Linked DNA regions of Mus musculus: region 1 is linked to region 2. Evidence: chromatin contacts called from ENCODE Hi-C or POLR2A ChIA-PET data. All regions are on one chromosome and are shown on one strand. Each heading gives the region's core, a stretch centred on a gene start or an enhancer-like site at or near the end of the contact. The rest is flanking DNA. Distances are from core to core; before and after follow the strand shown.

Evidence for each region. A loop is a pair of places that touch in the nucleus more often than their neighbours do. ChIA-PET counts read pairs that join two places held with the same protein, here RNA polymerase II (POLR2A).
Region 1: a map of heart shows a loop between it and region 2 (2.8-fold over the local background). The contact joins two enhancer-like sites. A Hi-C loop is called at or near these places in 5 of 37 maps with a recorded cell type or tissue (gastrocnemius and heart). POLR2A ChIA-PET finds 5 or more read pairs at or near these places in 3 of 5 experiments (Patski and embryonic stem cell).

What each region holds. Positions count from the first base shown.
Region 1 is chr14:120,295,013-120,299,431 of GRCm38, forward strand. The region is part of intron 1 of Mbnl2 (muscleblind like splicing factor 2); the gene reads left to right. All of the region lies in intron 2 of Gm52122 (a long non-coding RNA gene), which reads right to left. Among named protein-coding and RNA genes, the nearest start is that of Mbnl2, 22 kb to the left of the region's middle. Within about 2 kb of position 1,475, at least 3 of the 3 ENCODE cell types and tissues checked have a DNase peak (open chromatin) inside an H3K27ac peak, as active enhancers do; they include gastrocnemius and heart, where a contact is called at or near this core.
Region 2 is chr14:120,335,158-120,339,718 of GRCm38, forward strand. The region is part of intron 2 of Mbnl2 (muscleblind like splicing factor 2); the gene reads left to right. Among named protein-coding and RNA genes, the nearest start is that of Gm52122, 17 kb to the left of the region's middle. Within about 2 kb of position 1,508, at least 2 of the 3 ENCODE cell types and tissues checked have a DNase peak (open chromatin) inside an H3K27ac peak, as active enhancers do; they include gastrocnemius and heart, where a contact is called at or near this core.

The DNA.
Region 1 (4,419 bases), core at 225-2,724, 40 kb before region 2:
CTGAATCATCTTCACAAAGCCCAGTCCCTCCCTTTAGAGAATATGGATTAAAATCTGTTTGTTTCATGTCCTGTTAGCATGGAAAGGAAGCATAAGAAAATGATCGACAGCCAATCAAGAAGTCAGAAATAACACCTACGGATCAACCCACAAATGCATAAGAGCATACATACACATGCACACGTGCACACATACATACACGCACATGTGTGTGTGTGTGTGTGTGTGTGTGTGTGTGTGTGCCAAAGACGGAGAAGCCTGACTGACTCTGTGTTAATCCCGGATAGGTGAATAGAGAAGTATTCATGTAAAATAGAAGACAGGAAGGCCAAGCTAAGGTAGGCAAGTTGGGTCTGACTGCAGCTGGAGTAGGCCTTGCTTGAGTTAAGTAGTATACCTGGAATAGACAGCCGTGCCAGAGAGTTGAATACATCCTCTATCAAAGGAAACTGCTCGAACAAAAGCCAATAGGAGGAAATGAGCTCCTACTGTGTACACACATGGAGTTCCTCCAAAAGGAGATTGCCTGCCTGGTTCTGCACTCTTCTGATGCCTTCCAAAGCTGCCAAGGAAAGGCTGGACCTGTACTCACAGACCAGAGATGGTGTCTCCCCAAACCTGGGCTTAGCTGCAAGGAAATGGGTGGGATTTTGAGCCAATCCACCTACATTCCCAGACTTCCCAGAACCATCAATTACAGACTGGCTCTTGGGAATACCAGGCACAGTTACTAAGGGTTTTCCTTTGCCGTTCCCTAGGCTGTGCATGTAGTGAGGAGTGGGTACGTGGATGCAGTAGTCTGCTCTCTTTATAGACTTTGCTCATTGCTTAGCGTCCCTCAGCCATTTCCATGCCCTCTGTTCAGGAGCCAGAGCTCTCTATTGAGGATCGAAACACCAGAGATGAGGCCCTGTGATTGGCTCAGGGAGGCTTCACTTTCAGGATCTTGGCTGGGCAGTAAGGGCACTAGCACTCCTGACCTCTGTAGAAACGCTGTGTTCACCAAGAGCATGTGATTTTGTAGGGCACAGTGTGAGGCCTGGCGCTGGTCCGCAACCACAGAGACTGGCCGTTTTCAGTCCTGGAGGATACCAGGGTGTAACAGAGGTGTAGGATTGTATGTTCCAGTGAACGTAATACGTGAATTACCTCGGTCTCTGGAGCCCTAAGGGTAGGGCTTGAAGACACCACAGAGCTTTAAAAGAGCTTAGATTGAGAAGGACTTATTTTTTTTTCCTGCTTTATGTTGCCTGATTGACAGTTTGAGTACAGTTAAGCTCGGATCTGTGGGGATGCTACTATAACTGGCTTGCATGGTGGAGTCATTTTCCACTGACATCATCCTCTGAAAGCTTCTGAGAGAGGGAAAATGAAAGCAGAGGAGGAGAGGGAGGTCGAGTGCCTTCCGTGGAGAACCCGCCATTTTGCCTGTTGACTCCACCCCCACCCCCAGGTTTGGCAGAAGCTCTGTGTTACTGACCCAGTCAGGTCCCCTCCCCTGAGTTCCCCAGGGGACTGTCTGCAGCTGTGGCCCATGAAATCCACGGACACTGCGTGTAGGGGTGAAAAACTGATTCAGTCACTATTGCTTGAATGCGCCAAATTCCAGTGCAGTTGAAATCCGGTGAATTTCCGTTTGCCCTGGAGGATAGAACAGTCTTGGTCCTTATTTTCTTATAAAATTCCATTTGATGGTTCTCAGCTAACAATCGTGAGGTGGGCAGACAGCCTGTGCCAGACGCAGTTCAGGGTGCTGGGCCACAGAGATGCCCTTGCCTGGTCTCAAGGTCCATCGGCGAATCTTCCAGCTGTAAACACGTAGCAGAACAGTCAACCTCAAGGAGATGAGGGCGAGGTTAGAGGGGACAGGGACCAGGGTAGGTGGCTGTGGTTGTTCTTCTGGGCAGCAGATCATAGGGCAGGTTGCTCTTTTTGAGAAGGGAGGTTTGACGGCTCTGCTGAAGAGCAGCAAGCAAAGAAACGGGGAGAAGGATATCATGATATGAGAGTCCTTCTAATTAACAAATTCCTTCTAATTGCTTGCTTCTGGGACGTATCAAGTCTCATCAATAAACTAAAACTAACGGGCAATTGAGCATTAAGCCATAAGCTTTGCTTTCTCCCCGCTTGCTTGCTTCCCTCTTTCAAGGGAGAGCCACACGAATTAAGAGTTAAATTTGCCAGCAAATAAGGTAAGGAGAAACAAGACTGCTTTATGCGCTGTGGACAGGGCTGGGAGTGGCCATGTTTACCTCTGGGACATATCTCTGCTCTCATTACTGTTCAGCAAGACTGGGGGGAAAGAACGCAGGGAACTTGGGCCTGGATCCTTGCTTGTTCCGCACGCACTGAGTCTTCCATAGCAGGGCAAAAACTTGCAGAGCAGCCCCATCCTTCCTTCCTTCCTCGTGGCCATGCTGCGAACAGGATTTTACTCTCCCCTCAAGCTAGAAATGTCTGAGAAGGGGGGAAAACAACAAAAACATCTCACATGGCATTGAATAATGGTGGTTTCAAAACTCCTCCTCGTTTAGTCTAATTTACAGGGTGAGGTCATACGACTGCCTGGAAAATTCCAACGTGATTTTTTTTTTATATTTAGTTTATTCACATAGTGCCGGACGTCAAAAAGTTTAAAAGCCGGCTCATAAAGTATTTGCAGTTCATGTTTTCTTGCATTTTAAACACCGTGACTTTTGTAGCTGTTCTGAGTAAATGCAGGCTACGGTAAGTCTGAAAACAATGAAATGAAGGGCAGGGGACAGAAATAGATCAGAGCTTGGTAGTGGATCAAAATGAGAGGACCTGAGGGAAACTGCATCTGACAGAAAGGTGTATTCTATTTGGGGTGACTACCCTAAGCCGTTGAAGGCTGCAGGAAACTTAGAAACTTGGCTTTTTCATGTATTTGGGGTGCTTTTGTGACTTTTGTTCTGCAGTGGAGACCAGCTGATAATGTGCCTTGTTTTCAGTGGCTTTGTAATCTCAATTTTCTGCCCCTCATATAATGGCCTGTTTGTTTTTGAGGCTAGTGCACGCTGGCCAAAGAATCAGACATTTGTTTCATGGTGCTTGTTTTGAAGAAATCAGTTCTGGGTACATCTTCACACTGCTCATAAAAATAGGGGCGTTTCGGGTGACCGGTGCCGTATAGGCTGGAGGAGGGTTATGTATATAAAGTAACACATGATAAGACTTTATTTCAATCCAATTACTGGAGAACCTGAGTTATACACCATTCATAAAGATATACAGTTTTATTAATTATGGTGACATACAGCACTTTGAGCTGGCCAAGGGTATCATATCTAAGGATGACCCTTAAGAAGCTCTTACTAATGAAGAGATAAGAATGATTTATAAGTGGTGTTAAGATATTTATACCTAATGAATGCTAATGAGATGGCTGGGAAGTTTAGTCATGTGAGTAGGGTAAATATTCACATGAGAATTATGCCTCCTTGACTTCATTTATTCACCAGGCAAGCTCCTTATATGTTTTAATTTCATAAGTGTTCAGAGGTAAACTTTGACCGAGTCTGGGGGCAGTTTCAACTCACATGGGAATTCTGATCACTTTCTGATGGCTGTCTGCCTGGAAATTTGTTGTGAGATGTTCTTTGATGCCAAGCCTAAGTTTGAAGGGGTAAAGAAGCTGGGATCACTTAGTGATGCCTGCCGGGAGGACCAGGTGGCATTCGTTCGTTTACTAACCTTGGCAATGGGTCATCTAAGCCGTTTTCAGGAATCATCTTCATTACCTGTGGAGTGGTAATGACTTATCTGTTATTGTTAACACTGTCTCTGGATGCTTTCAAGACCCAACAGATAGCGATATTTTTTTCTACAGGAGTGGTAGCTATTTAAGTATCTTAATTTACGTCTTCCTTGGAGAAGAACATTTGAGCTGAGTTTAGCTACATAGAATACATTTCTATTTTTACTTCCTCTTAGGAACAAAAATATTTTATAATTCTCTTTTGACTGTGTCTTGTTCTTTGTTTTCTTGTTTGTTTGTTTGTTTGTTTGTTTTAAGGTAGGACAGGACTGTGACTCTAAGATGGGTCCTGTGACATTGTGTTTTAGTGTGTCACATTAGATTCAAGTGTAATTATTATCTTAGTTTTTGAGGTAAAGTGAGGAAGCACTTATTTCCCTCCACTGAAATAAATTTGGAGATCAGACCAAGACCACAGAGTACCATCACCTTCTTTCATCTTGAAGCTAAACAATAGATAACATGTAAGACCAAAACATATGGGACTACCCTTAAAGTGTCTGCTATGGTCTAGGACATCAACGCTTACTTTCAAAAACATTTTTTTAAAAAAGTATAATGCTGTCAGGGACCCAAGAGATGGATATTATTGTCCTAGTAGATGGACCTGAAAAACAAGGTTTCTGAAGCCTGACTATTCA
Region 2 (4,561 bases), core at 258-2,757:
TCCACACTAACACAGAACTCATCCTTAAGTGGTGCTTCCTGTTTGTCGGTTACCCGTTTTTCTCCGGGAGAAGGAGGAGCCACGAGGTAGGAACTCTTTTCTTCTGTCCCAACAACTGGCAGCTGTTGCCTGCAGAAGGACATAAAGAAATATATCCCCAAGTTTTAAACGTAGAACTATTCTGATAAAATCCATACAACCTTTCTGGCTACCTGTTTTCCAAGTTCCCCATAATCCATTATAAATATGAGCAGTAAAGGCTCCGCACAAAGATGGTCCTTTGATTTACATCCCAAAAGACACTTGTACGTCGTGCTCAGTGATTGTAGCTGTTCCGGCAGGAAGGATACATGGAGACTCAACTCAAGTGTCATTTAAAAGCTACTAAAATGGAAGGAGCAGGCTGGGTTTGCGGCCCAGAGGTGGCATGCTTGAACAGCATATGTGATTTTCAAGGTTTGATTGCCTGTGACACACGCACATGCACATGTGCACGGGCGGGGGGAGGGGCAGTGAGTGTTTTATTTTGGGTCACCTTGGGGCATCTGTACAGTTATCCAAACTTGTTACAGACTGAGGCTGGCGTTAATCACAATCATGTTTTGTTTTGTTTTTTCTTTTTCACCAGTCATTCTAAAACTAGAGCATTGACCTATGTTTTTCCTATGAAGTTAAATTCATTCAATTCAAAAGTTATTATTATTATTATTATTATTATTATTATTTTATTTCTGAGGTTTTTTTTTTTCTTTTCTTGTTTTCCCGATTACCATACTTCTCTTTTCTTCCATGGAGTCATTATCTTTAAACGATGTTGCTTTTTCTCCATGGTGCCCTGCCGGGGCAGAAGCCATGCCCAGCTCTTATTACAGAGTGCTGCTCCGTGAATTCAAAGGCAAAGATCTGCTCTTCTATTCAGCCAGCCATGAGATGTCTACACCATAAGCTCTCGTCATGTGTCACACATGCTGGAAGTGTCCTCTTACTTAAAAAAGGAAAAAAAAATCACTAATAAAGCTCCTGTTCCCTGAGAGAGAGAACTTTAGACATCCCCGGGAAGTATCCTGTTTATAAATAATGTCAGTTGGACCCATCAAACCAGTCAATTTCCATTTTAGAATGGGAGGCGCCCCTTCTTCCCCTACTTTTACTACAGAGACCCTGAAACCTGGGATGTGTTTGTCCCTGCATACTGGAACAAAGGCCCAAGAAACCTAAGGCAGCTGTCAGACAATGCCAAGTGTATGTATACCATGCCAAGGGACACAGTCCTGGAGCTATAGAGACCAGGCTCGCTCTGCAGGGGCTACGTCACCGATGAACTTCACCTGTTCTGCAGTTTCCTCATGAACTGACCCTACTACTGCTAACTAGCATATTCTTTCCACTTGGATGGATTCAGTGTCTTCCGGCTCAGAGATTACAGCATAGTTGCATTACTCTCTTTCAGCACTGTCGTGGCCAAGAACAACATGATACTCCGAGGACAGCTCCACCCCCTGAGAGCTGACCTTTCAGACTCCCAAGCCTCCCAAACTGGGAGGGAGGAGGTGTCAGCCTAGCTCTTTGTAGTCACACTTAGGGTGGCCATGCTGCCCCACGGACTAGAATTTTAGTGATGTGACCGACAAGCCCTTTTTCTCACAACCTGAGGCTGAATATCCACACTGGGGATTATGCCTTAGAGCGGATGAAATAGCTCCAGCGGGCGAAGGATAAGAAAATGCTTCCAAGGCCTTAGCCTCTTTAAAGCCAGAACGTCAGCTTTCTGCTTGTTTTCTTTTCCCTTAAAGTATTATCATCTTCCAGGACATTTCTTTTAAAAACCAGGATAGTGCATCTGGCTTTTGACTGAGAGCGTTATTAGCTGCTTAAGTCACATGAATAACCCAGCGTTGGGAAGAGGGCCCAGTGGGTGAAGTGCTTCCTGAGCCAGAAGGAGGGTCTGAGTTATTCCCAGCAACCATGTATAAAAGTCAGGTGTGATAAACATGTATAATCCTAACACGGGGGGTGGTGGAAACGGGAATATTCAATATGATTACTTATTTATTTTTGGACATGAGCTCACTAGACTGATTGGCTATGAAGTCCCACCTCAAAATAAACAGATAAGTTAAATTAATGAATAAGGTCAAACCGTGATTGAGGAATGTTACTTTGTGTTAACCTCAGGCCTTCGCTGTACCGCAGATGCACACACGCGCACATCCCACCCCACCCAGAAGATACATTGACCATCATTTTAAAAATAGGAAGCTCTCCCATGGTGAATGCAATATATGTTAAGTTGTTATTAAATATCCATCCAGTTCAGACTCAAATCTCATATGAAGGCGTATTTCAGGCGCTCCCAGCCCTTAGGAAAATCATTAATGATACCAAAGAGATGGTTTCCACAGCTGCCGTGAAACTCAGCTCTGACCCAGATGCTTGGAATCTAAAATTAATCATCTGCAGGCTTCATTGGGCTCTGCTAATTCACGGGGCCCCGTTTTCATTCCCGTTGGGCACCCAGCCTTTCACAGAAGCTGCAACATCTGGAAAATGCTGGGGAGCAGCATCCTTAGTGAGGAATTCCAGTCGAACCAGTGTGTTCTCACTGGAATGCGAAGCCATGAACAGAGAAACTTGACTTCCTGGAGCACTTCAGACAGGTGTATTCATTTCCGTGTTCTGCAAGCAACCATTTAGTCCCCAGCAGAGCCAAGAGCTGAATCGGGTTCCTGAACAAAAAGCTGGGGCTTCTCACAGAGTTTGCAGTTGTTCTGGAGAAACAATGACAGGGCAGCCACCAACTCAAGATCAGAACAGGTTGAAGTAGACACCAGGCCAGAAGAGCTGCTGAGCAGACACACAGTCCACCCTCCCTGTGACCTTGGCTTTGTTTGATTTGCAAACATAAGCAAACCTTGCACTCCACTCGCCATTCCTTCTAAGTGCCTCCACTAAAACAAAAGGGGGCCCAAGCACAGCCAATCCCGGGCACCCAGCAACTGAATTGCTCTTTGTCCAAATAAACTCTTTAAGCTTTTATTGTCCCTCGGTTTACTTTTTAACAAAGGAAAATAACCATAATGTATCAAAGGCCCTATTCATTCATGAAACACTGAGTGTCCAGTGTGGGTGCCCTTCAGCCAGGCATTGGAAATTAGTGTGTTGACCTCATGTGCTGTCATTCTCTTGGGGGGTGGGGGGCAACACACAAATCAACCAGATATAGGTTTCTTCTCCTTCCAAAAATATGTTTCTTGTTTCCCACCTTCTGTTGCAATGGAAAAGAAGCAAGGAATTCCAATGGAAATAATATCCTTAGGGACAGTGTTATGCAGAAGTGATTGCTAGGGAGGGAGCTGCCTTCAATGTGTTGCTTTCAGGGCTGAGACCTTGAGGAGGGGGAGTGGGAGGAGGAAGAGCAGGAGAGGAAGGAGGAAGGGGAAAGGGAGGGGGAGGAAAAAGAGGGGGAGGGGAAAGAGGAAGGGGAAGGTGAGAGGAAGGAAGAAGAGAAGGGGAACAGGAGGGGAAAGAGGAAGGGGAAGGGGAGGGGAAGGAAGAAGAAGGGGAGGGGGTGGATGTCCTTTGAAAAGAAGCTTTACAGGTGCTGAGAAAAGGAGATGGCCCCATGGGATGGAAGTATTTGCCAGCCCCCGGGAACAAGATACGCAGACAAGAGGGAGTGAAATCATGCAGGCCTGGGGAAGTTGGAGAAGGCATTGGGGACAAGATGTTGGTGATGACATAAAGAAACCATGTCTTGAAAGCAAACAAACAGGCAGAACCAGTGTCAATCACTGTCCCACTGTGGACATCAGCTCCCTGGAGCCCCGTAAGCCCTCTGCCCAGGCCTGGGTGTGTATCAGTGGTGTGGCATTTGATCCTCAGTATTCCAAAGTCTGCAAAATGAAGCCTATCCACCTGCCAGGTTTCAGTTCTTTTAGTATGACTAGGGTTACTTCCAGCGGGTGATGGAATTTGGTTATATAAAGAACAAGTAGGACGTCTTCTTATAATTCTCTTGGCTTATTCTAGGTGATAAGAAAAAAAATTTTTTCTTTAAGCCTTTACTTTTTTTTTTTTTTTTTTGAGACAGGGTTTCTCTGTGTAGTCCTGGCTGTCCTGGAACTCACTCTGTAGAACAGGCTGGCTTTGAACTCAGAAATCCACCTGCCTATGCCTCCCAAGTGCTGGGATTAAAGGCAAGTGCCACCACTGCCCGGCGAGCCTTTACTCTTAAGGTGGTATTTTTCTCATGAAATGTTGAAGCTTCTAACACAGTTGCTATTAATGTTTAGTCAGTTTTTTCGTTTCCTTGTGCTAATGACCTGGCGAGCCTATATGAGTTAATTCTGAATTAAAGTTAATTCAGGAATACATTCAGCAGTTCCTATATGTAAAACAACTCTCTGCATATTGAGAGTCAGTAATTATATTAAGAGATTCAGGAAAATCTAATAATACCATAAGAATTGCACACAACTTTGGTTTTTTAACTGAAACATATGGGGTTTGAATTGCTCTGCTTCATTTTTCTTACTTATAACCAGCCATTCTTAACTTATTT